5 separate regions of the Homo sapiens genome follow, and all the other regions are linked to region 1. The links are chromatin loops, found by intact Hi-C in ENCODE. Cell type or tissue: endothelial cell of umbilical vein. All regions are shown on one strand. Region 1 has its middle 190 kb from the start of MAT2B. Region 2 has its middle 250 kb from the start of LINC03000. Region 3 overlaps LINC03000 (long intergenic non-protein coding RNA 3000). Region 4 overlaps LINC03000 (long intergenic non-protein coding RNA 3000). Region 5 has its middle 59 kb from the start of MAT2B.

What was found. Peaks named below come from ENCODE experiments on the same cell type or tissue, not always from the same donor. Only the 100,000 strongest peaks of a DNase experiment are listed, where the experiment ranks them.
Region 2: a loop joins it to region 1, with 7 times the contacts of the local background. A loop is called at or near these places in 3 of 110 quality-filtered maps.
Region 3: it touches region 1 in a loop (13-fold over the local background); 11 of 110 quality-filtered maps call a loop at or near these places.
Region 4: a loop joins it to region 1, with 13 times the contacts of the local background. A loop is called at or near these places in 51 of 110 quality-filtered maps.
Region 5: a loop joins it to region 1, with 4 times the contacts of the local background. A loop is called at or near these places in 16 of 110 quality-filtered maps.

Annotation. Positions count from the first base shown.
Region 1 is chr5:163,693,940-163,698,939 of GRCh38, reverse strand. No RefSeq gene overlaps it. Among named protein-coding and RNA genes, the nearest start is that of MAT2B, 190 kb to the right of the region's middle. RefSeq lists an enhancer at 2,361-2,410. In endothelial cell of umbilical vein, a CTCF peak has its summit at 2,473; a DNase peak (open chromatin) is centred at 2,429; H3K27ac peaks cover 662 bases.
Region 2 is chr5:164,046,654-164,051,653 of GRCh38, reverse strand. No RefSeq gene overlaps it. Among named protein-coding and RNA genes, the nearest start is that of LINC03000, 250 kb to the left of the region's middle. In endothelial cell of umbilical vein, no CTCF peak of the experiment used is centred here; a DNase peak (open chromatin) is centred at 2,913.
Region 3 is chr5:164,472,789-164,477,788 of GRCh38, reverse strand. The region is part of intron 2 of LINC03000 (long intergenic non-protein coding RNA 3000); the gene reads right to left. The region is part of intron 1 of LOC102546299 (a long non-coding RNA gene); the gene reads right to left. Among named protein-coding and RNA genes, the nearest start is that of LINC02143, 7.9 kb to the right of the region's middle. In endothelial cell of umbilical vein, no CTCF peak of the experiment used is centred here; a DNase peak (open chromatin) is centred at 2,258.
Region 4 is chr5:164,501,735-164,506,734 of GRCh38, reverse strand. The region is part of intron 2 of LINC03000 (long intergenic non-protein coding RNA 3000); the gene reads right to left. The region is part of intron 2 of LOC102546299 (a long non-coding RNA gene); the gene reads right to left. Among named protein-coding and RNA genes, the nearest start is that of LINC02143, 37 kb to the right of the region's middle. In endothelial cell of umbilical vein, a CTCF peak has its summit at 2,383 (motif pointing right); a DNase peak (open chromatin) is centred at 2,394.
Region 5 is chr5:163,562,152-163,567,151 of GRCh38, reverse strand. No RefSeq gene overlaps it. Among named protein-coding and RNA genes, the nearest start is that of MAT2B, 59 kb to the right of the region's middle. In endothelial cell of umbilical vein, a CTCF peak has its summit at 2,657; DNase peaks (open chromatin) are centred at 291, 971, 2,641 and 3,281; H3K4me3 peaks cover 929 bases; H3K27ac peaks cover 2,466 bases.

The DNA.
Region 1 (5,000 bases):
GAGAAGAATTAGATAGTTGTTACCGCCTCAGGGAAATACTAAACATGTTCAAAACAATCCTCACTATTGTTACTCCTTAAAATCTTCTCACTAGGCACTAAATGTCTGGGTCAACATCAAAGCCCGGCAGGGAGTAACTTGCTCCATCGCTCAATTTTCCAAATGGTCAACATGCTCTGCAAATCAGACTGGTATTGGGTTAGTGGATCTTTAATCTCCTAGATGATCTGAACTAGAAAGATGGCCAGGCACAAGCCAATACTGAATTAATTTCCCTCAAAATCTGCCTTCCATAAATCCAGCCATCCCTGATTTTCAATACATGCAACCCAGCTTCATCCAGAGCATCAACCTCCCCTGAAACAGTTCTATTGCTCACTGAATCTCAATCTGTTCAGGCCTTAAGTATACACAAAGGTGAACGGAACGAAGAAAAGGGAAGATTGATCAGTACGTGTTAGAGGTTAAGAAAATTTTTCTACCCACCTCAGGTATTCATTGACCAGATACCTACCACACATGCTTGTGCTGTGCTAGAACCTGAAATCCCAAAGGAGCACAAAATCACGGTATCCACCCTCGTGGAGCTTACAGTCCAGCAAAAGCCTCTACTAATCAGCAAAGGTGGGAGGAATGATCTAATACAGAAAACAACTTTTAAAAAGTTGGAAAAAATGACATCGAAGGAATAAAATCAATGGATTTAGCATCTCCACTTTAGAAAGGAGGTACTGTGTACTTTGCCTAAACAATATACTGAATCAAATGCCCAACTTCTCCTGTCTAGATGGGATTCAGGACCACAAATTGATCAAATCACACCCTGTTTTGCCCACAAATCTCTTCCCTACAAAAAAAAACCATGATATCTAAGTAACCCCCCTCCCCCATTACTCATCCCCTCCTTTCGGTGATGCTGTTTTTCCTGATCCTTTTACAAAGACAGTTACCCCTTGGAAGATTTATTTCTTAAGCCAGGAGTTCACAGACTTAGGTAAGTGTTGAGAATTTCTTAGAGCACTTTTAAAAGTGCAGATTCCTGAGTCTTTCCTTAAAATTCTGAGCCAGTTTTCTACAATAAGATTTAGAAAATTTCATTTTTAACAAGCACTTTGTGTGTTCCACTCTTCTGAAGCCAGACACCAAGCTTCACCTACCGTGTTTCACTGATTATTCAAAATGGGAAAATTAAATCATTTCCCTAAACTTACACAGCAAGAAAATGGCAGAGTCAGGGTCCTACCAGAGCTTGCTGACCCCCAAGCCCAAGGACAGTCCACCGTTCATAAGTGGAATGCCAGAGGCAATTGAACTCAAAACTAATACGGTTTAAGGGGAAATAAAAAAGAAGTTCTGGATTCAGAGAAGGGAAAGGTGAGCAACAAAATCAGAAGCGGCTTAGAAACAGATTTTGCCAGCATCTCGATTTTGCCTAGGGCCAGTTCCACTCACGCTAAGGCCAGCAGAAGCATATCAGCATAAATAAGGTAAAGCAATTTCTATAAATGTGTCAGAAAAAAACTTGGTTTTACATGCAATTAATTGCAAAGACATTTCTTAATGGCAGCCTCCTCTTGCCTTTCCAAATTAATGAGTCAGAAAAGCACGGCTCTCACTAGCATCTTTAAAAGTGGGCAAACCCCCCCTCCTAGGCTCCCATTAAAACAGAACACAAGGACCTTCAGCTAAATACTGAAATCTCCTCCGTTTTAGAAAGTCATCTTGATGCTGTAAAAAAAAAAGTGTACAAATTTCTTCCTCGAATCCCTTTTGGTCCCAGAAGAAAAAGGGAGGTAGAGAACAAGATGAAGATGAAGATGTGTCATTTTGGGTGATGTGTTTTGCAACCTGGGGGTAGTTAACTCATTTGATAGATGGTTCTTTCTGTGAAGAAAAATGTCATTTTTACTAATGAATAAAAAGTTATGCAAGTAAAGAGGATGAGGGTAGGAAAAAAACCTAAACTATCACATGCAAGGAAGTATATTTAACAACATTTTCAAGTTCTTGCCGACTGTTTTTACTCTAGGGGTAAGTGTGTGTGTGCAGCATATGTTGGAGAGGAACTAATATTGAAATAATTTTCTTTTTATGACATCCAATCTATGAATAGACGAGGTCTGGTGTGCTCCAGCTACCCCTAAATTAAACTCCAAATTAAAGGCCAGCGTGGCTACCTGGAGGTTTGCATTCTGCAGAGCCTTGCCTTTTAAATGAACCAACAAGGGCCCACCTGTGTTTGTTACATGTCCCTTGGATAATTAATGCTGGTAATAACACCTAAGTGTTAGCACACAAAGCACCTGGAATGCGATTCGCTGTACACATTCTAATCACATCAGCCACCGAACTCTCCAAATGACCTTCTTCAAAACAATGACTGTCTTTGAAACCACAGAAGCCAACCTAGAAGGAAGCTGTATGCCAGGGTTTTGTTGTAGCTGAGCAGTTTCTAAAGCTAGAGTGTCACCAAGTGGTCAGGAATGGAAATAAGCTGCCGGTTTGTATTCACATCCTCTGGCCAGCCCCAACTCTGCCCCTGGGCAGCCGGAGAATACAGTCCATCTCCTTCGAGCAGGGCACCAAAACTGCTGGGGAGAAAACAGTGTCCCAGACGCCGCTTGCACCTTACAGGTGATTCTGAAATGCACATAAGTCCTAAGTCTTTCTACATTTTAAGAAGGCCTGTACGTTAACAAATATGAGAGACAGAAAGAGAGAGAGAGGTTGCAGTGAAGACCAGCCTATTCTACGTCATTATTTATAATATTGACATCGTCTTTTCTATTTTTAGCAGTCTGTCTGTGTCACTGTGTCCCACAAAAGATGGTGAGAAATATTGTCTCCATATTACAGGTTAGAAAGGAGGGTGGAGTGATAGGGATGACAGGGAGATGCCAGTCAGCTAACGGGATGAGGGCTCTGGCTTTGCACAGTCTCCTGTTTAACTGCTAAACCAATATCTCCTGCTGTCTGTTACCTTTTCATGTCCCCAACCGTTTTGTTTCTGTCTCACACAGTCTCTCCCTAGACCAGTGTCACAACTACATATTCTGATTTTTTTTATAGTTTTCTTGCTTTTTTCTTCCTGTTTTTCCCCCTAATGGCTTAGACTCAAATAACTTGGGTGTCTTCAAAGACCAGGTTCAGAAAGGGTTTCTCCCTCCTGTGGCTTCATATAATTATAGACATACCATTTTCCCACAATGCTGCACCATCGTTAATCACTTCAAATACAGAGAAAGCCAGGCGAGTTTTTCTGTGAACAGAGAGCTCAGGGTCCCATTTCAATTTGTGATTATATCAATAATCTCCACACTGTCTTGTGTGAACTAACCCATTATTTCTAGAGAAATTAGAAGGAAACGGCTAAAATCATATAGGCGTACCCTTGCTGACACAGGGAATATGTGTTTGTATGACATAAAATTCCAGATGACATTTGTCAGCTGCTTTGTCCTGCATTTCTAAGTGGCAAAAAGGGATTTTTGTCTTCCCTGTCATGACATTCATGTAGAGAATTGTGAGAACCTCTGTCATTAAAGGCACAAATTATCTATGGATCTCTCCCACACACAGCAGAGGCCAGTATGAATTTAAACTGCTTACAGATCAGAAGAAAAACAACAATGAATTAATTCTGATGTACTTTTTCAAAATACTGTAGTGTAATTTTCATGCTGCAGCCCCTATCCCGTGAGACCACTGGCAAATCTTGTAGCAATTTCACGGATAATCTTATGGCAGATTGGAAAGATTAGAGGCAGCAAAATTTCTAAAGAATAATTTCATAGAAAAAAAGAGCTTAACATAAATATTGTCATTTGTACTGATTATTTCTCATGAATACATCCTTAACCAAGGGATCATCAAGCATAAAATAAACACGACACTCAATCTCCAAAGAGGAAGACTTTTATTTTTCAAATGGGGATAATAAATAAGGAGAGATAACATATACTCCCATGGTCAAACAGTAGAGCCACAGGACTGCAGGAGGCAATATTGAGATACTATTTGCTTTTAAAGAAAATGTTTTCATTTGCTTAAAAAAAAGTTTGAGTACCTGCTATATACCAGGTATTAGTACAATTCTCCAGGCAGGAAACAAGACCTGTCTGCCCTCATGGAGGTTATATTCCAGCAGGAGAACTGTAGACATTTTACTGCGTAAAAACAATATACTAATATAATATTATGTGAGGTAAGGATAAATGTTATGAAACAAAATAAACCAATTAAAGAAGTACATTCAGATGAGAGGTACAGCTGTGGACAGGGTGGCTAGGGAAGACCTCTCCAAATGGATCATGAATAAAAACTAAAAGCGTAAATCTCCAGTGTCTGGTACATCATCATCCAAAAACTGGGAACTTCTTTTTTTTACTTTTATTTTAAGTTCAGGGGTACATGTGCAGGTTTGTTACACAGACAAACTTGTGTCATGGGGTTTGTGATACAGATTATTTCATCACCCCAGCATTAAGCTTAGTATCCATTTGTTATTTTTCCTGATCCTCTCCCTCCTCTCACTCTACCCTTTGATAGGCCCAGTGTTTGCATTGTTCCCCTCTATGTGTCCATGTGTTCTCATAATTTAGCTCCCACTTATATGCAAGAATATGCAGTCTTTGGTTTTCTGTTCCTGTATTAGTTTGCTAAGGATAACGGCCTCTAGCTCCATCCATGTCCTGGCAAAGGACATTATCTCATTCTTTTTTATGGCTGCATAGCATTCTATGGTGTGTGTGTGTGTGTGTGTGTGTGTGTATACATACACACAAATGAAAACATATATATACACATACATAGATATGTATATATACACACATATGTATATATATAAATAAAATGTGATATATATACACAGATATAGATATACACACAGATACATATACATATATGTCACATTTTGTTTATCCAGTCTGTCATTGATGGGCATTTAGACTGATTCCATGTCTTTGCAATTGTTAATAGTGCTACAATAAACATATGCGTGC
Region 2 (5,000 bases), 350 kb before region 1:
TGTTAAATTCAAAATTCCCCAGTCTCCATGTCCTCCTATCCTCTGTGTTTCACTCTTCAACTATAGCAATTATTCATGTCCTTATTCTGACACCACTGAGCTCTACTGTGTCTTCGACCCCTTTACTTCTCCTTCTCTCTGACAACTTCACCCAACATATTTATCTTTCTTCCCTATCCATCTGTCTTAGTCCATTGTGTGTTGTTATAAAGTAATACCCAAGACTGGGTAATTTATAAAAAAAATATATATATATATATATATTTGGCTCATGTTTCTGCTAGCCATAATATTAAGCATCTGGTGAAATCCGCAAGCTCTTCCACTCATGGCAGAAGGTGAAGGACAGCTGGTGTGGACACAAATTACATAGTGAGAGAGGAAGAAAGTGAGCAAGAGAGAGGGAGAAGTGAGGCGGAGGGTGGGGTAGGGAGGGCAGCCTCTTTTTAACAAATAGAAGAGATATGTATGTGTTTACTCTTTGTTACCTCTTTCCTCTTCCTGATTTCTCAAAAAAAAAAAAAGTCACAATCACAGATTGATCAATTCCATTCAATAAACGTTGTTGGAATTTGAATCTGTCCAGTTATCTCAAGCCCCATTTCTACTTCTCTAATTCCATCAATCATTCATTAAAGAAAGTTCTTTTGAATACCCACTCCATGCCAGGCACTGTGCTATAAGCTCTGGAAAAACACTGATGATCAAGCTACATATCTGAGCTTTCATGGAACCTCTATAACCTTTCCTGAATTAATGCTATAGCCTCACAATTTGTCCATTTTCTCCAAATATGTTGGCTTCCAAATTATTTTTTATATTGTAGTCAGAAATTTTTTTTTCTAAAATGAAATTTTAGCTATGATACTCCTCAGCCATGATACTCCTAAGTGGATCTTTATTGCTCTTAGGATAAAGCCTAGGCTTCTTAACATAGCCTACAAGACCCAACATGACATAGCCCCAACTTGTATTTCTGGACTTAGGATTCCAATACTCCCCCTAAATTTTGTCTTTTATCTTGAACAGTATGATCCAGCCACATTTTCAATTTCTGTAAGCCACAATGCTATTTCCCACTTAGCACACTACTTTCTCTACATGAAACACTTACTCTCCTCTTAATCTGGTTGCTCACTTTTTCTAAGGAGCAAGGCAAACCCTATCCACTCACTAAATCTGTGCTCCATTCTCTTCTTCAATGCTCTTCATGGCATCTTCTAGGATGTTATGCTGATATTTAAAACGTAGTTTTGATTTAGCTTTTTTCCTTATACTATCAAATCATTCTAATATAAAACCCTTGTACATGGTGGCATTGTACATATCACTGTAAACAGATAGTATACCTACTTTTAGGGAAATAAGTCTCAATGAATGTTATGCAAGTTTACCTGTGAAAATTTTAAAAGTATAAATGTTTATACAAAGGCCTAACCCCAGATGTACAAAATCATAATTCTAGGGTATAACACAGTTATAAGTTTTTTTTAAGTCCTCAAGGTATTCTGATACTCAGTTACGTTAAGAAAAACTACACACACACACACAAACACACACACACACAGAGAGAGAGAGAGAGAGAAGGAGAAAGAGAGAGAGAAGATGGAAAAAAAGAAGATGAACACTGCACTGGATCAGTAATTTTTAAAGTGTGACGTGGTCCCTGGACCTCCAGCAACAGCATAAATTACATACTTGTAAAAAACACAATTCTTGGATCATGCCCGACATATACTGAATCAGAAACCCCCTAGGAGGTGGGGCCTATCAGTCTGTATTTTCAAGAGCCCTCAACGTGTTTTTGATATAATGTTAGAAGACCACTGCCTTAGACCAACCTTATGATTAGGATAATATATGCCACCCTAAACTATACATGCAGAGCATAATAGGGTAGTTGATTATAGCGGACTTTCCCTTTGAGACTAAGCATGGTTTCAGAATCCTTCTCAACATAGAGATCCAGGAAACCACTGACAATCAGAGTTATAACCTTAGTTGAAATCTACCTTTGATTTCTTTATGATCATTTCATAGAGGATTCATGTTGCTTCTTATTACACAGAAAATTGATTAAGACACAGGATTCAACAACGGGAAAGAAGGATTGAGCATGAAGACAAGAACTTTCTGATGTTCTTGAGGAAGGAAAGAACAAAAGGAATAATGTGAAGGAAAGTATCTCTAAATGCAGGGAACATTGGAGACAACAGTGGAGAGAAACTACATAAAGAGGAAATATAACAGGTCATTATAGGCAGAACGGACTAGAGTTGAGAATGCACAGAGTTTTTAGCTATCATACATTTTAAAGCCAATCAAATTAATTTATACTTGCACATAGTATTGAGTCCTGTAACTCAGAGCCTAATGCTTGAATTTGATATAGAGTATAATAATGGCAGGAATTTTCCTAACTGATCAGTCTCATTCAATGAGAAACAAGAGGTAAATAAATATTTTCAAATTGATTAAACGTACAGCAGTATTTCCAAATAGGCTAAATTTTAAGAATGTAAGATAATTTTGAGAATTTCTGAGTTTCAAAAGATACTATAATGGGCTTAGTACAATTAATGCCTAAGCCTTTCAGATTCATTTATTTTATTTTTATTAAGAAGTCATTTTATTTTACAAATGAAATTACCTCTGAGCTACTAATGCTTCCCTTCTTTGAAAGGAACAGGAAATATTATAGGAATATCCACAGTTTTTATTTATCCAAACCATTAGAGGTTTGAAGCCTCAAAAGGTCCAGAATCATGTATAAATAGGAATAACCAGAGTGTTTGAAATGTATTTATAATGGCCCCATTTAATAATATCTCTCATACTTTCCATTATTTTACAATATTTTGAAAGCCTAAATAGTCTTATTTGAATGTATGTTTCCATGCTGAAATTTGTGTAACTTTGCTGTCACCAACAGGCTACTGTGTGAATTAAATGTTTTCATCTCACTATGTTTTCATTGTATCTAACAGTTAAAAATCGAGGAATATGCTACACTGTTATTTTTCTTAAACTTGAGATGTTCTGTAGAGCACAATTAAGCATTAACATATTACATCTGGGGAGGTGATTATTATTTTTTCATTTGCCTGAAGAGGCTAGTGTGGACATATATCAGCCAAAGAGCCATTTTTATTTTTTTCTCTAGCAGCAGATTTATTTCTCCATTAAATGTAGAAAGATCATCAATATCCACTACATAGCTTCAATTAACTGAACATTTTGTCAACCACTGCTATTCTCCAGCTGCCGGATATACCATATGAGAGAATAGAGAACCTGTCCTGATTTCTCATCTTCCTTCTCAATTTAACAAAAGAAAATAGAATGACAAGAGGATATTAAAACTAAGCCTGCCTTTTAGTTGACATCTGCACTTCTAGAGACAATTTGTGAAAAGTTACATAAAGCAAGGACCAGTGTAAAGACAGGAGCACAAAGGTATTGAAGATGTGTCTCTTCCCCTACCTCATTCCATTTCAACTACATTGGTTCTTGTGCTTCCCAGAAAATCTCAGCATCGAGACAAAAAAAATCATTCAGGCAGTATTTTTCTTCTGCCAAGAGAGAAATACCCAAGCAAGGTATTGGGTCAAGTATCAAATAACACAAATTGTTCATTAATGTTATTTCGTATTATGACACACACAAAAATTAGCCAGGTGTGGTGTATATTTAGTAGAGATGGAGTTTCACCATGTTGGCCAGGCTGGTCTTGAACTCCTGACCTCAAGTAATCCTCCTGCCTTGGCCTCCCAAAGTGCTGGGATTACAGGTGTGAGCCACCACACCCAGTATGATGTTACATTCAAGTGTAGCCCATATGTACAGATTGATTTAGACTATCTGAAAGAGCTATTCTTTTTTCTTATGCTGATACTCATTTAGTCAAGTATCTACAATGTGCTTAGTAAAGTACTAGATGATTGCGATGCAAATCTCCACTTTAAGTACTGTCTAGTTGGGGTTACATGACAACCCAAACCAATACGTATATTACAGTGTGACAAGAGTAATAATGGATGCTTGCATGCACACATGTGTGTGTGAATATGGAACAGAAGAATGAGAACCTAAGGCACTAGGTATTGAATATGGAAGACTTTCTCAAGAAAAAGTTATGTGAGCTGAGTTTCCCTGATTTTAATTAGGACATTTCATGATAAAAGAACACCTTTGAGGAAGACATGAAGATATTGCCTTGTTTGTTGTCTTTACTCTAATAGAACAATGACAAGGTAGGCTTTGTACAACGTGCTTTAAAGGAGGTCACCTCCATTAATCCCCCCAATGAACCATGAGGCATGTTACTATTATTATCTCTCTAAAGGGTAAACAGTAAACCCAGAGTCAAAGATGTTGGATTATAGTTCAGGGAATCTTATTCCAGAGCCCATTTGGTGCAATACTGGAGATGGGATGGCCCTTCTAGGAACATTCTATTTTTCTCCGTGACTAAGAATCTGTTGTATTTGGGGCAGGAGCTACAAGAGGTGACACAAATAAGAAATGAAAGTCTGAAAAAAGATGGTCTTTATATGTGATAATGCCAAGTGTGGATTTTTATTCTGTTGACTACATGGTGGTATTGTTGCATTTACAGAAAGGATAGACAAAATTATGTAGTAATTATGTATTAATTTTATAATGACTATGTATTAGTTTTATAAAAACCAGTAAAGTAGACAGAAGTAATGTTAGAGCTGGGAGATAACTTAAGAAACTATGACAATATTTTAAGCAGAAGATAAGAGCTTGAACTGAGTGAGTGGGAGTTGAGAAGTAGACAAAGTCAGGAGAAATGGACAGGGAGATTCTATAGGGCCTTTTGACACTGAAAATGTGGAGAGAGGTAGAAAAAAAAAAAGAATCTGCGGTGACTTTCATGTTCACAGCCTGAGATACATTTGGATCTTAGTAACTCCTGCTGATAGAAAATATAGGAAGAAGACACATTTGGGAGTGGAATGAGGAAAATGATGAAT
Region 3 (5,000 bases), 780 kb before region 1:
AGCTCCACTCCTAGAGATGTGTTTTGGAAAGTCTGGGTATGACTCCAGGACTTTGCAGTTTGAACAGGCATCATGCGGGGTAACGTTGCAGGCAGCCCACAGACCGTACTTTACCCCAGGTAAATTATCCTTGATCTTATGGGGATAAAACAAAGCCAACTGTATAGCTGACCCTTGAACAACACAAATTTGAACTTCGTGGGTCCACCTGCACACAGGTTTTCTTCACCCGCTGCCACTCCTGAGACAGCAAGGCCAACCCCTCAAGACCAACCCCTCCTCTTCCTCCTCCTTTTCAGCCTACTCAACGTTGAAGATGAGGTTGAAGGCCTTTATGATAATCCACTTCCACTTAGTGAATAGTAAATGTATTTTCTATTCTGACTTTTTAAATAATATTGATTTTCTTAATACCACTGTCCTTTCTCTTGCTTTCTCAGTAGGCTATTAATAGTTAAATTTTGGAGGAGTTAAAAGTTATGCATAGATTTTTCAACTGCATGGAGGTCGGCACCCCTAACCCCTGCGTTATTCAAAGATCAACTCTATAACATTCTTCCCACCACAACTTCTATATGCTAATGTGGGAAACAATATGCAAAGAGATTAAAACTTCTACCTTTGACAAGTGGCCTGCCCCAAACTTCTCTGTTATCTTTGATTCATTCTTTTTTTTTTTTTTTACCAAGAAAGGGGAGTAATTGTCTTCCCCATCTCCACATGTAATACAAAAACAGTTTTAGAAATCTATTTCTCTTATTGATCACGTGTGTGTGTGTATCATGATTTACTTAGGCAAGAAAGAGCTAAAGTCAATCTCCCAACCAATTATTAATTGAAGTTTTAGTATCTACTGATTACTGGCAACTAGGCCCAAGGAGGTTTGCTTATCTCACTTCTCCCTCACAATAGCTTTAGGAAAAAGGTGCAGTTGTCCTCACTTTACAGATGAGTAAACAAGATGAATAGTTAGGGAACTTGCAAAGTTTAAAAAAAAAAAAAGTGAAATCCAAGCTTCAAACCCAGGTGTCTGATTTGACAAACCACTTTGTCTTCACCACATCTAACAGTTGTTATTTCACTTCATTTTTGGGGGGGCTGTAAACTTTGAGTGAATGATGAGTTTGTACCAGCTGCAATTTACTGTTTAATGGTACAAGTGAACCTATATCCTTCCCTCATACCCTTCGGTCTCATTCCCATCTAAGGGTGGGATCTGTAATCATGTTCTCCAACAGCCAGCTTCTAGCTTCTGTGGTTTTTCTCTGCCTTTGACAACCATTTATTCCTCTTCGTTTAAGATTCTGTCTCATCTATCTTTGATCTAGGCACCTTTTCTTTCTTCTCCAGAGTGTTTCTTCCCAGCAGTCTCCTAGTTTTATTATTCGAGATTTCAGACCTTCCTTTCTCTTTTAGCTTTAAGCTTTGGGCTTCTCTCTCTCTCTATCTGTGGTGATCATATGGCATGCTGTTTCTTTCATTTAGTTTTCTTTTTCGTGTTCAACCATATATTCTTTTTTGTTCCCCATTATTCTAGATTGCATCATACCACCTTAATCCTTACTAACCTGCTGGAAAGATTTTCTGTCTCTAGTATTTCTGATACCAGCCTGTTAACCATGGGGAAGAAGGGAACAATTGACATCCTCATAATTAATTTTATTGATCACATAGCTATTTTTCCAGAATTTTGCATACTTTTTTATTTACTCAAGTGTGTGAGTATTCTATCTGTGGCCTAAAATGAATTGGCAAGTTTTGATAAAATTGCCATTGAGCCTCAAACTTAGCAGTGAAGTGAATTTATAGTAAGAGATAGGATAATATACTCTCACACCTGAAACCACAAGGACCTCGTCAGCCATGAAAAGTAACATTTCATGAAAATAGAAAACAGGCTAGTTTCTAGACATTTCAAATCAGTGGATTTCTTTTGTTCTAAAGCATTTTCATAATAACTACTAAATTTAATTTAAAAAAATCAAACTCTTCTCTCTCAGGTTTACAATCCAGTACAAGGGCAGATATAAATTCTGTCATTGGAATGATTTACCTGTCACTATTGTATAATTTATAAATAACATAGAGAACAATGTAATTTTTTAATACCATGAGTTATACGCTTTATGTTGCAATAATTTTAGTTTAGTCTCTCTTTGCTCTTTAGCAAAATAAAAGTAAAAGAATTTCCAAAACAGAGGAATCGTGACAGGGAGAACAAGAAATGCAATGCATCAAAGCAACACAAGATGTCACTTTTACACAGGCCTGCATTTGCAGGTAAGGCTACATCTGCATTGTGCATAAAAGAGTATGTGAGGGGAAAAGCATCAAGATTTACAAATGCTTCAGAAATATGAAAAGGAGCAAGCAACCTTGGTTTTGTTTTCAATATTTGTAATAATATCTTGAAATGTATCAAGAAACTAGAATTATTCTCCTATATCTACATAAGTTCACAGAATACGTTGCTTTAACAATACATTGCATCTGCCCAATCCCCAACTTTCTGGATAGCACAGACTCGGAAAACAAGCTTATTCTCACTGCAAAGCATATTCTTTCTCTCGGCTTCCTTACTTCTGCTGCATTAGTTGCCTTCCAGCATCTTATTGGAGGTCTAATCTGTTAAAAATAGATCTCTGACTATTTTTCTTTTTCTGGTCCTGCCCAATTAACCCATTTTGCACACTGCTCCCAGGTGGACCCTCTTGGGGGCAATTCTGATCCCAATATTCATCTGTTCTCCAAGATCAGGTTTAGCAAGAAGTATTAGTTTCCTACTGCTGCTACGATAAATAACCACAAACTGAGTGACTTAAAGAATACAAATGTATTTTCTGTAGCTCAAAAGCCTGACTTGGATCTCACTGAGCTAAGATCAAAATGTTAGTAGGGTTGGATTATCTTCAGGAGCTCTGGGAGGAACCCGTTACCTTGCCTTTTTCAGTTTTTAGTGGCCACCTGCTTGCCTTGGTTCGTAGCCCCTTCCTCTGTGTTCAAAGCCAACACTATCAGGCCAACTCCTGTCCTGTTGCTATCTCTCTGGTTTTTCATAGTCACATCTTTCTCTAACCCTTTTAAAGACCCTTGTGATTACGTTGAGCCCACTGAAGTAATCCAAAATCGTCTCCCTATCTTAATGTCTTCAGGTCAGCTGATTAGCAACTGTAATTCCATCTGCAACCCTAATTCCCTTTGCCTTGTAGCCTATCATACTTACATCTTTAGGGAAGTCATTATTCTGCCTACTACACAAGGTATCCAAAGGGCTTCAAGATCTGGCCTAGTTTTACTTTCCATCCTTGAGCCCCTTCCAGGGTCTATTCTCATTTCTTTTGTGTCAAGTGTTTCGGCCAAACTAAATTTCCCATGAAGTGGCCAGTGTTCATTCTTTAATCCCTAAATTTTGTTCATGCAGTTCTCACTTCCTATGTTATTTTCCAACTTCTTTGAAAACATATCTTCATTCTTCAAGTTTCCTCCCCCTGTGAATCTTTTAAACACTCTCTTAGGCAGAACTGATTACTCCTTCATGTGTGCTTTCATTGACTATATCTTCTACAGAATTATTGTGTTAAGCCATTTGTAATTTTTTTCTTTCCTTTTTTCTTTTTTTTCCCTGAGGCCCCAGGATACACTTTTCCCTAACCCTTCCAGGTGCAAAATTGTGAAAGGTGGTAGATATATTTTGTTAGATGTTTGAAAAGTATGTTATAAAGTAAGAGAAGCTGCCATTACAGACTCCTTTCTCCAAATACCAGTGGTTTACCATAATAGAAGGTTATCTTTTGATCATTTATAATACAGGCTGGTGTTTCTGGTCTACTGGTAACCTCATCCATATTGATTCAAGGACCCTGGTGCCTACCACCTCCTGGCTCTGTTATACTACCAGGCCCTTCTAATTCAAATCCAGACAGTAGAAGGAAAAAGAGAATGTTCAAGAGACTCATTTGATTTTTAAAAAGTAGCTTGGAGGCTACTTCATTTTTATTTACATTCCCTTGGAGAAAACTCTGTTACATAGTCCCCCCAGGGCCCCCCAAAAATGGCAAGGGAGCCTGGGAAATGTAGTCTAACCAGGTATCCAGCAAAATCCTATTACCACAGGGAAGAAGGTAACGGGTTTTAGTAGAAAACTGTGATACGTGCTACAGAGTGAAGAGTCTGGTTCCTCCATGACTCCCCTGAGGGAAGTCATGCTTCCCTCCTGCCAACTCTTATTTGAACATGTATCTCTTATGTAAACTATAATATTCCACCTTGTATCCTATTTCTTTGTAATATATGTCTCACTTATTCCAAAGTACATAAATCAGATCAATGTAGTAGAGGAATTGTAAAAGTATGTGTAAATCCTACATTTTACATAAACTTTCCTATATTTATTAAGTATCATTCTGCTAGATTGAATTGTTCCTTATGACAAATATGACCTGGATAAATAAGGAAGATATAATTCTTTTTTTTGCTGGGGGGGGGGGGCGTTGTTGGTGGGGGGAACGGAGTCTTGCTCTATCGCCCAGGCTGGAGTGCAGTGGCCTGATCTCGGCTCACTGCAAGCTCTGCCTCCCGGGTTCACACCATTCTCCTGCCTCAGCCTCTGAGAAGCTGGGACTACAGATGCCCGCCACCACGCCCAGCTAATTTTTTTGTATTTTTAGTAGAGACGGGGTTTCACAGTGTTAGCCAGAATGGTCTCCATCTCCTGACCTCGTGGCCCGCCCGCCTCGGCCTCCCAAAGTCCTGGGATTACAGGCATGAGCCACCACACCTGGCCCAGGAAGATATAATTCTAAAATCTTTAGAAATAATTTTAAATGTTGAGAGAAAAGGTAGGCATTGTTCTGTGGCAACGGTAAGAATGATGGAAAGCAAGATGATAAGAAAAGGATACAGGACTTGACAGAAGGTGAGGCTTTTGTCAAGAATGTTAGTTAAGAGCATGGGGTTTAAAATTAAATGGATTAGTTCTACATTTTTATGGCTATGTCACT
Region 4 (5,000 bases), 810 kb before region 1:
TGTATTTCCTAATCACATTCACAGTAAAGAAATTATCTCAATTTTTGCCCAGATGCTCCCTCTTTGCTATCTTCTATAACTTAGGGTCTGCTAGTTCTTCTTTGTGTCTCTCATAATCAGTATTTTTGTCTTTTATCCCTCTGTAAGAATGGTGACTTAATTCTATGGATGTTAATATCAATGTCATAAATTCTCTTTTATGTTTAAAAAACCATGTCTACACATGTATGCACACAGAGGGAGCAAGAGAAATGATTACATAATGATTCTATGTTTCTAAGCTTATTTTTTAAATGACTTGAAATTAAATGTATGAAGTTGTTCTCAGCAGTTCTACCTAGGGATGATAATAAAAAAGCATGGGGGTATATGGCATTTAATTTTTTTTTTACTATCATCCTATATTTGACACACAATTTGACAAAGAAAAAAATAACAGCAGAATATGCATTCATCATCTGCAATGATTGCAAAGTACATATTAAAGCCATGCTGTAACAACTGCACAGGTTCCTTCAGTGTGCTCCAGGTATTATCACACAAGAGGGCTCCAGGCTTTAACTATCTGTCAATGTGATTTCGCTCTGTCTCATAGCTTTTGCTTTTGCTCTCTTCTGTGTTTCCTTAACCTTCCTTGGTCATTGGCTTTTGGTCTCATGGCCTGCATTTGCCCGGTGCTGCAGCAGCAGGAGAGGGCTTTGGCATGCTTGCTCTTTGATAAAAATCATAATTTTTACATTTGGTTCTAGCTGAAAGCAGACCTCGCATATTGCACCATATTAGATGATGGGCTATCCAGAAAATGCTGTTTTACAAGCCCTTTGATAGCAGCAGCCCCAGGGTTTACTATTTCATCCGTCTAGGTATGCAGTTCCTAAAAACTGCATCAGCATTGTGCTTTGCTCAAAGGAAACAAGCCACAAAGACTGGCTGATAAATATTGATTAATCAAAATTGCAAAATGCTTATTTGTAAAGTACAGTTTGGAAATTAAATGTTTTATATATGGTTTCCTTTGTGGTTTGGTTTTGCCTTCCAGGTTATCTTATGTGCTTTTTGAATCTGGTAACATATTTCTTATATCTCTCCCAATAACTCTGTAGGATATTTTACAAAAGCAAAGGCATACACAATGCCTATTGCTTGAGAAAATGTACACAAAGCAAACTAAATATGCCATGGAAAGCTAATGATTGAAATCCTAATTTCCTTTGGCTTCATTTTTGAATAGAGCCTGCAAGATGAGTCTAGAAAGGAACGATATTGCCTAACAGGATTTTAAGGGTCTGCAGTGTTCATTCATGCATTAATTCTCTCAGCCACACAAGATCCATAAAATGCTTTCTGTACTGATGCTGAAAGAGCTGGAGAACAATTTACAATGTTTGTCTTCAAGTAGCTTCTAGTCCAGTGGTGAGGCATACATGGAAGTTGATGATTACAAATACCAGATGGCAGGTCCACTTGGTCTTCTTAAAATTGGTCCCTTAGCCTGCCATCTATCCCAGACAAGGGGTACATACATGTTCCTTATCTTGCATATATGCATAATTTTAACTTAGGAAAAATGCCTTCAGGATCTAGAGCCTACCAGATCAGGATTCTGCAGTCACCCATAACTTATACTCCAGGCATCTTCCAAAATGTATGTCAAGCCATACCTTAAATATATAAATTAAATACATATAAAAATTAAATACGTTTATAAATTATACATATATATGTGTGTGTGTGTATATATATATATATATATATGTTACTTTGGCCAAGGTGATGGAATGTTGGCTCAGAGCAAGAAAACTACACACACAAAATGGAGGGAATGGCTGTATACAGGCTTTCCCTAAACAGTCATAAAAATACTTTATAAAAATGAAAATATAGCCAGTGGTGAGTGGCCTCCTTTATACTGATAGAGTATTAATTTGGAAAGAGAAAGCATTTGCAGATGCTTTGATGCTGCTCTGTCGTTGCTTTATAAAGTTCTTAGCAACATTTTTGGCTGTTATGTACGTTTCTTTTGTTTCCAGTTTGTTTAAACTACTGTATGTGTGTGCAGGGAGGTATGTATGAGGGGTCCATGCAAGTAGAAACTCCATTTCCGAGGCTCCAAGCTGCTCTAGCAGAGCAGTTGAAATGATCTTAAATAAAAGTAGAATCATTCCAACACTGCCTGTGAAAGATGATATTAACATGAGGATCATAAAAAATCGATTTCCAAATTGCCATTGGGTTGCTAAATAGCACAGGGAGGTGAGATGAAGAATTAAGAAGCAAACGGAAACTTAGATATCAGAAACAGCTCAGAGGAGGGCCGAATGGAAGGGAAAGGCATAAAATGATTTTGCCAAAGGCAGCTGACAATATGCATCAGAACAGCAGGGGGAGCTATGGTATTGCAGTTGTCAAATCTCAGTTTTAATAAAGAGAAGTTTCAGATTTATGGTTCTAGCAAAGAGGACATGTTAGTGATTCTTACTTTTGTAATAAACAACCTAGCTACAGACACTGGGTTGAGCTTTAATGATCTGTATCTTCTATTGAGGCCAGGAGCGTGATCAGCACTTCCTGGGCTTTGAACAGAAGTGGTCTGTTTTACACACCGATGTGAATGAATTTACCCTCGGGTTGGTGTTTTTCTTTCTAAATGTATAGGTTTGAGTTTTGAAAGAAATCATTCTTGCCTTTGGTTAATTAAGAGGAGAAACTTGCTTTGTGGGAGAAAATGTGCAAAGTGTCAAGTAGGAAGCTAAGGAAAGTTTTCTAAATATCAGAGGTGGTTTATTTAATTGTTGATACAAGCATTTTTTTAAACAGTTTCAGTTGGCAAAGATGTAACTGACAAGTGGCAGAGTAGGTGAATGTGTACACATCAACTCTTCCATAATAACGTGTCCTCCTACCTCCCATAAGCAACTAATTTCTTAGCTGTTTAGGCTGCCTCCTGAAAATAACTATGTGGTTTTTTTTTTTGTTTTTGAGATGGAGTCTTGCTCTGTTGCCCAGGCTGGAGTGCCCAATCTCGGCTCACTGCAACTTCCACCTCCCGGGTTCAAGTGATTCCCCTGTATCAGCCTCCCGAGTAGCTGGGATTACAGGCGCCTGCCACTATACCCAGCTAATTGTTGTATTTTTAGTAGAGACAGGGTTTCATCACATTGGCCAGGCTGGTCTTGAATTCCTGACCTCAAGTGATCCACCGGCCTTGGCCAACCAAAGTTCTGGGATTACAGGCATGAGCCACAGCACCTGGTCAACTATGTATTTTATTCCTATTTAGGTTCTTACTTAAAATAGATGACTAGGTGTAGGCACAGTGAACTGAACTTATATCTCCTAGATCCATCATTATTTAAAATTACTTGGACACCAAGAAACCTGCCCATCTTCTTTTAAAGCTACTAAGACATTATTCATGAGTGGACTCCCAGTATCCTTTGGAAATGGTAGCAGGGGTGACAGCCCACAGGACAATTGTATCTAAAAGGCATCTGTCAAGCAAACTCCCTCTAAACTGAAATGATTTATTATAATTCAGGACACTGTATTAGTTTGCGAGGGCTGCCGTAACCCATTACTAACAAACTGAGTGGCTTGAAATAACAGACATTTATTTTCTCGTAGTTTGTGGGTTAGAGGTCCAAAACCAAGTTGTAGTCAGCAGAACCATGTTCTGCCAAACGCTCTAGGGAGGAATCCTTCCTTGCTACTCTCTAGCTTGTATTGGTAGCTGGTGATCCTTGTCATTCATTGGCTTTTAGGTGCACTGCTCCAATCTCTGACCCCATCGTCACATCACCCTCTTTTCTATGTCACGATGTCCTTCTCCTCTTTTTATATAGACACCAATCACTGGTTTTAAGGCCCACCTGAAATCCATGATGATATCATCTCAATCCTTAACTAACGACATCTGCAGAGACCTTATTTCCAAAAAAAGGTCATATTCTGAGGCTCTAACTGGACATGAATTTTGGGGGGACACTGTTCAACCCATTATAGGCAAAAGTAAAGGTAAATGAAGATTATTTTTACTGGTTTTAATTGAAACAATAAAGAGAGGCAAATTAGTAAAATTGTGATGATCTTAAAGATGTAAAACATGAGAAAGTAAGTACTTAGGAAAATAAATACAAATATGCTCCCAGCAAGGGCTTACATACTGTTTATTTATTATTTTATTTTATTTTATTTTATTTTTTTTGAGACAGAGTTTCGCTCTTGTTGCCCAGGCTGAAATGCAATGGTGCGATCTCGGCTCACTGCAACCTCCACCTCTCGGGTTTAAGTAATTCTCCTGCCTCAGCCTCCTGAGTAGCTGGGATTACAGGCAACCCCCACCCCAAGCCTAGCTAGTTTTTGTAGTTTTAGTAGAGATGGGGCTTTACCATGTTGGTCAGGCTGGTCTCAAACTCTTGACCTCAGGTGATCCACCCGCCTCGGCTTCCCAAAGTGCTGGGATAACAGGGTGAGCCACTGCACCTGGCCTATACTATTTATTAATGGAGTTGAAACAGAACTAAAAAAGTGGCTACACCAATAAGCTGACTTACAAACTGGCTGACACATTTGACCGCTAACGATCAAATGATTTTGTTTGGATAACTGCATTAGCATTGTACAGTTCAAATTGTACCTGTGTGTGACAGAAAGAAAAGTTGTATGGAGACTGAGTGTTATTAGTGGCATTCTAGCATTACCACACATTGGTGGTGCAATGTAGGCTATTTACTCCTTTTGGGAATTTGTTTCTTTATTTACAAAACCGAATTCATAATGATGTCTTCGGAATTATCAGAGTATGTGTGGGGGCAAAGGGCAGAAAAGGGGACACAATAAATATTAATTTACTTATCCTCTTTTCATTCACTTCTTCAAGTACTAGTCTCTTTCTTCCAACAGAAATGCATTCATACTTTTGAAGGGCACACAAATGTCTGCTTTTATTTCATACAATGATAATATTGAGTGTTTTTCAGGCATCATCATAATAATGATTT
Region 5 (5,000 bases), 130 kb after region 1:
ATTTGCCCCCTGTGTAACCTTGAGGAAGTGCTTAACGGCTCTCTCCATCCCCTTTTCAGCAATGGAAAACTAAGTTTTAAAGAGAGTATGTGATTTTCCCAACATCCCCATCTAGAAAGCATCACAGCCAGGATTCAAAACCAAATGCAGCTGCCCCCAGAACCGTTGGCTTTGAACACAGTATTCCACCTTATCTGAGATCTTTTTGCTTTCAGCTCCTCAAGGGCAAGAAAGCCAGCCACTCACCCGATCTCCATGTTCTCTGTCTGCCTGGTACCCCTGGGCCTGGTCTCCTGTTAATCAGCTGAAAGCACCATCTTACTCACTTCCCCCACAGGAAAGATTTTATTGGAATATAAAGTTACATAAGATCTGTGCTATTGTTTTGAAAAAGTCACCAAACTTCACCGTTAGATAACTTATTTTTATTCCAGACTCTAGCTATTACAGTATTATCTTATTTTAAGCTAACAGATACACCCAATTCAGGTATAACACTGGACACAGTTCAGGTGACAGAGCCAGCACCACCACTCAGATATTTTGGTGGCTTCTATTCTTTGAGCAGCGTGGTTTAGCACTTTTGGGCACTGGGAAATTACCCAAGGCCAGCACCTGCCAATTTCCTTTTTGAGTCACCTCATTCTGCGCGTGATGCTCAACTCTAGGGCTCACTAGATCTAAGGGCTTCCCCCGCGCCCCATCTCTCCGTTTCCCAAATTTGAACCTCAGGGGGCCTGGGGTGAGCAGCCCTGGCTCCTTAGCGGCTAGAGAACCGGTTCCGCATTGGAGCCGCAGCCACCGGCTTATCCCGGACCGGCCGCGGCGCTGCGGGTCTTTGATAGCGAAACGCCCGCAGGCAGCACCTCTGGAGGTGAGTGTGGGAAGAAAGCCCGACTGAGCCTGGGCTTTGACTTGTAAACAGAGGCTTTGAAAGAGCAAAGTTGTGAGTTTGTCTCCACTAAAGCAAACTTCCTCTGCTGTTTGCTTTGGGAGTTTTGCCGACGTATCTGCAGAACAAGAATGGATTTCCTGTCTGTTCCTGCAGCCTCCTCCAGCTACGTGCAGCTCAGCTGCCACCGCGAGGCTGCAGAGCGGGCATGGAGACGCGTCTGGGTCAGAGCCCACGATCCAAAGGGTTTTCCCCTCCCGCTCTCCTTCTTTAACCCTTTCTTTCTCCCAGCTTAGTCAGGCAGTGTATCTGCAACTTGCCAAACGAGTGATGGTTAGGAGGCTCCGAGGAGCACCAGCCTTAAAACCCACTGCTTCCAAAATAAAGCTAAGGAAAAGTCAGGGCGTGGTCGACCTCTGAACGCGTGCCCGGTATGGCGCTAAGCAGTGTACCCATATAGGACAGTGACTACCTCGCAGGCTGTTGTAAGATTAAATGAGGTTGTCCCCATTGAACCATCAGGATAAAAGATGACTGGACTCTCAAGTGTCCTTGGGGTTTAACCAAGGACAACCCCAGGCCAGCCCACTTTTAAAGACGAAGCTCTCCCAGGTGCTGAAAATCGAATGCCCGCAAGGCCAGGCAATTACTCTAAGTGCTACAGCAGGGAGGTCTAGATTTAGGATCATTTTTTTTTCTTGAGACATGTGGCTCTCCTACTATACCTTTCTATTTTTTTTTTTCCTTTGAGACGGGCATGGGTATTAAATTCTCATTTTCCTTTTTATTACAACGAAAAGAGTACAAACGTGGTTAAAAAGGGCACCTCCCTTAGTGTCAGGAAAACAAAAGGGAAGATCTGTGTGTGCAGTGACTGCATAAAGCCACAAAGGTGGCTCTGCCGATTGTCACCAGGGGCTGTTCAGGCTAGAAATACCATGCTGTCCGATGTTTCAAGAAAAGCAAGAAACCTAGATCTTTAATGAGAAGTCTTTGCATTTAAGCGTTGAAAACTAATTTTTTTTAAAATGGACAGGCCAATATAACATGGCAAACCAAATATTCCCATAGAAAAGATGCTAGTACTGCCTACTTTTGGGTGAAACCTCTGCATTATTCTGCCTTAGGAAGAGTGAGCTGGTTAGTTCTGAGTGAAGACCTCCAGAACCCAGAGAGACTGGGGGACATTAGGAACCCAGCAGGACCAAGCCCATCCGTGAAAGGAACACTTCAGAGTTTCTGTGACCGCGGAGTAAGTAAGGTCACACAAGGTATCCTCAGAGAAAGCTGGCTGTAGTCTCCCTACTTAATGGGCGTGGAGAAACATTAATCACAAAGATAATCCAATAGGAACAACAGGATGAGAATCATATCGAAAGGGTATTGGAGGGTTTGGGGGGGAAAGACGGGTTTATGTATTATCTCTGTGACATTTTCAATGAAATGCAAAATCAACAGAGCATCTTCTGCCAGGGTCACTGTGGTAATGAATGCTGACCTCAACTTGTTAGCACACCAATCCCTCAAAACAGCAAAAAAGAGAAAAAATCAACTGCCTTTGCTACCTTTATCAGCATAAACAAAGAGATAAAAATACGGTATAAAATTTTAACTGTCTTTCCCCATTCTACCTGCAAATGCGAAATTCCCCTGTGCTTCAATAAAGGAAAAATACATCCAATGAAGTCTAACAAATGTGCCATCTGTTCAGAAAGCAGCAGGCGAGCATCTTTTACACGTGACACCATTGCCCTCGTGTGGTCTAAAAGAATAGTGCAGCTGTTTCCCAAGGAGGCTTGAAAGGTTATGACTAAAAACTGTAGTTTTCATAAATATAAAACATTTACAACATTGAACAATATGTGAAAAAAACTTACACTTTAAAGAACACAAAAACTGGGCTTATTGTGTTGACTGTAAACATAAATTAAAAACAATAAAATAAAAATAAAGAGAATAAAGAACACAAATACCGCTTACAATAAAACCTCTGTTCAAATCAGATTCCGGTCTCTGGGTTTCATTCCACACTGAATTACCTTATAGCAAGGAGAAGAAATCAAGTGGGAAAAAATGTCATTAAAATAGCTGAATAGCAAGGAGGTGCAATTCTCTGACCTAATGATGACATTGGACACTTCCCTGCCACAGGGGTCCATACCTGGCTTTTCATCTCACTGCCTTCCTGCGGGGTTGCTGCAAGGGAGACTGGCGGGGGAAGACCTGTTGCTTTTCACATTCATTTGTAGGCTCCACACCATCAGTTGTTACCTCTGCACCATTCAAGTCCAAGATAACCCCAGAGGTCATTTCTGGGTAGTCATCCTCTCACAGGGTAGGAGGAATTCAACACTTGGACACAGAGTAGAAAGGAAAACTTCCCCAGGATGGTGAACCAGACAGAATGGAAACAACGGTACACCTAAAACTACATAAATCATACCTTTATTTCCTTTTCCCATTTCCTGACTATAGGGTGACTCAACCAATAAACAATGATTTTCAGTGGAGTATATACAGATGTAAAACAAGGTGCCAGGCACACTCAAGATAGAAACCCTTCTGATCCAACTTATCTGTAAAATGGAAATGATGCCATCTATTTAATCCTTACCATCACCCTAGGGAGGATTGAGGTGCAATAGGACTCTTTTTTTCCCTTGGGAGTTAAAGTCTCTCCAAGATTGAACAAAGCCTGTAGGTTTTTAACGTAACATTCTAGTTTGAATTTAGGTGCAAGTGCTAGATTTAAATTTCATGCATGTGATTGTTTAAGTGATAATCTGAAAACACAGTGGGTAACTTGAGCTCATATAACCCAGCACTTGAAAGCCTAGTTGTTCCCAGTTAAGTGTCAAAACCAGGCCAGTTGGTAACAAAATAAAAGACCCTTAAGCTTTTATTTTGGGAGCCTGACATAGCTGCCAGGTCTACACAGCTGCAATCAGTGTTAGAAAATGCTGTCTGACTGGCTGGTACTAACCAGCTGGACCCAGAGCATCTGAGGGCTGCAGACTGCTGTGACAAGGCCCAGCCCCAACTCCCAGCACTGTGCCAGCCCTTGCCACAAAATCAACGGGCACTCCCTACTACTCAACCTGTAGGCAGAGGGCAAAATTGCTGGTCCACTTTTCTGTGTAAGGATTCACATTATAGGTCAATATTTGGAAAGAGGGGACAGGAAAGTGTCCTAGAAAACAGGCTTTGGCTTCAGACACACCCAAGTCGAAGCCCCAACCTCTGCCACTTATTACTTGTGTGATCTCAGCAAGTTAATCCATGTTTGAGATTATATCTTCATCTGTAAAGTGGGGCTGACAGTCCCTCACTCTTCAAGTTGGTGTGAGGACGCTTGGCAAGATCTTAACATAGTTCCTGGCAATCATTCATGTTAAAGAACGCTGCGAGAGCTGACATTGTAAATAAACAAAACTGCATTTGAAGGCCAAGTCCATTTTAGCTTCAAGTGAACAAAAGTATCAAAGCAGAAGTCCTTCATTTGTGATTTATTTTGCTTTTATTTATTTATCTGTTGAAACAAGGTCTCACTCCATTGCGCAGGCTGGAGTGCAGTGGCACAATCACAGCTCACTGCAGCCTCCATCTCCCCTATTCAGGCAATCCTCCTACCTCAGCCCTCCTAGTAGCTGGGACCACAGATGCGAGCCGCCACTTCTGGCTGATTTTTTAATTATTTGTAAAGACATGGTCTCCCTATGTTGCTCAGGCCGTGCAAGTGATTTAGACTGAAGAGACTATGAGGGAGGCACACTCTCCATCATAAAGTTCAAGAGCAGGATTGGGAGTCAGAGAGCCTGGCCAACATGACCTGCAGTCATTTGTCGAACATTTACTTTCTCCCTTGTACCCTGTCAAGGGCCACTATCAATCATTTCTTTTCCCTCTGAGCCATCCCAGCAGCTGGGCTGACAAGGGTGAATGGCGAACTGATGACTCCTAAATGGAAGGTTTTCACACTGTCACGTTTCTCTGGCAGTTGCTATAGTCTTTTCACACCAGGGTGACCAGCCCTGCCCTGGAGCATTTCAAATGTGGTTCCCCCTAGTACCTCTGGAAAGCAAGACCATGACCTTCTTTGTTTCTTCAC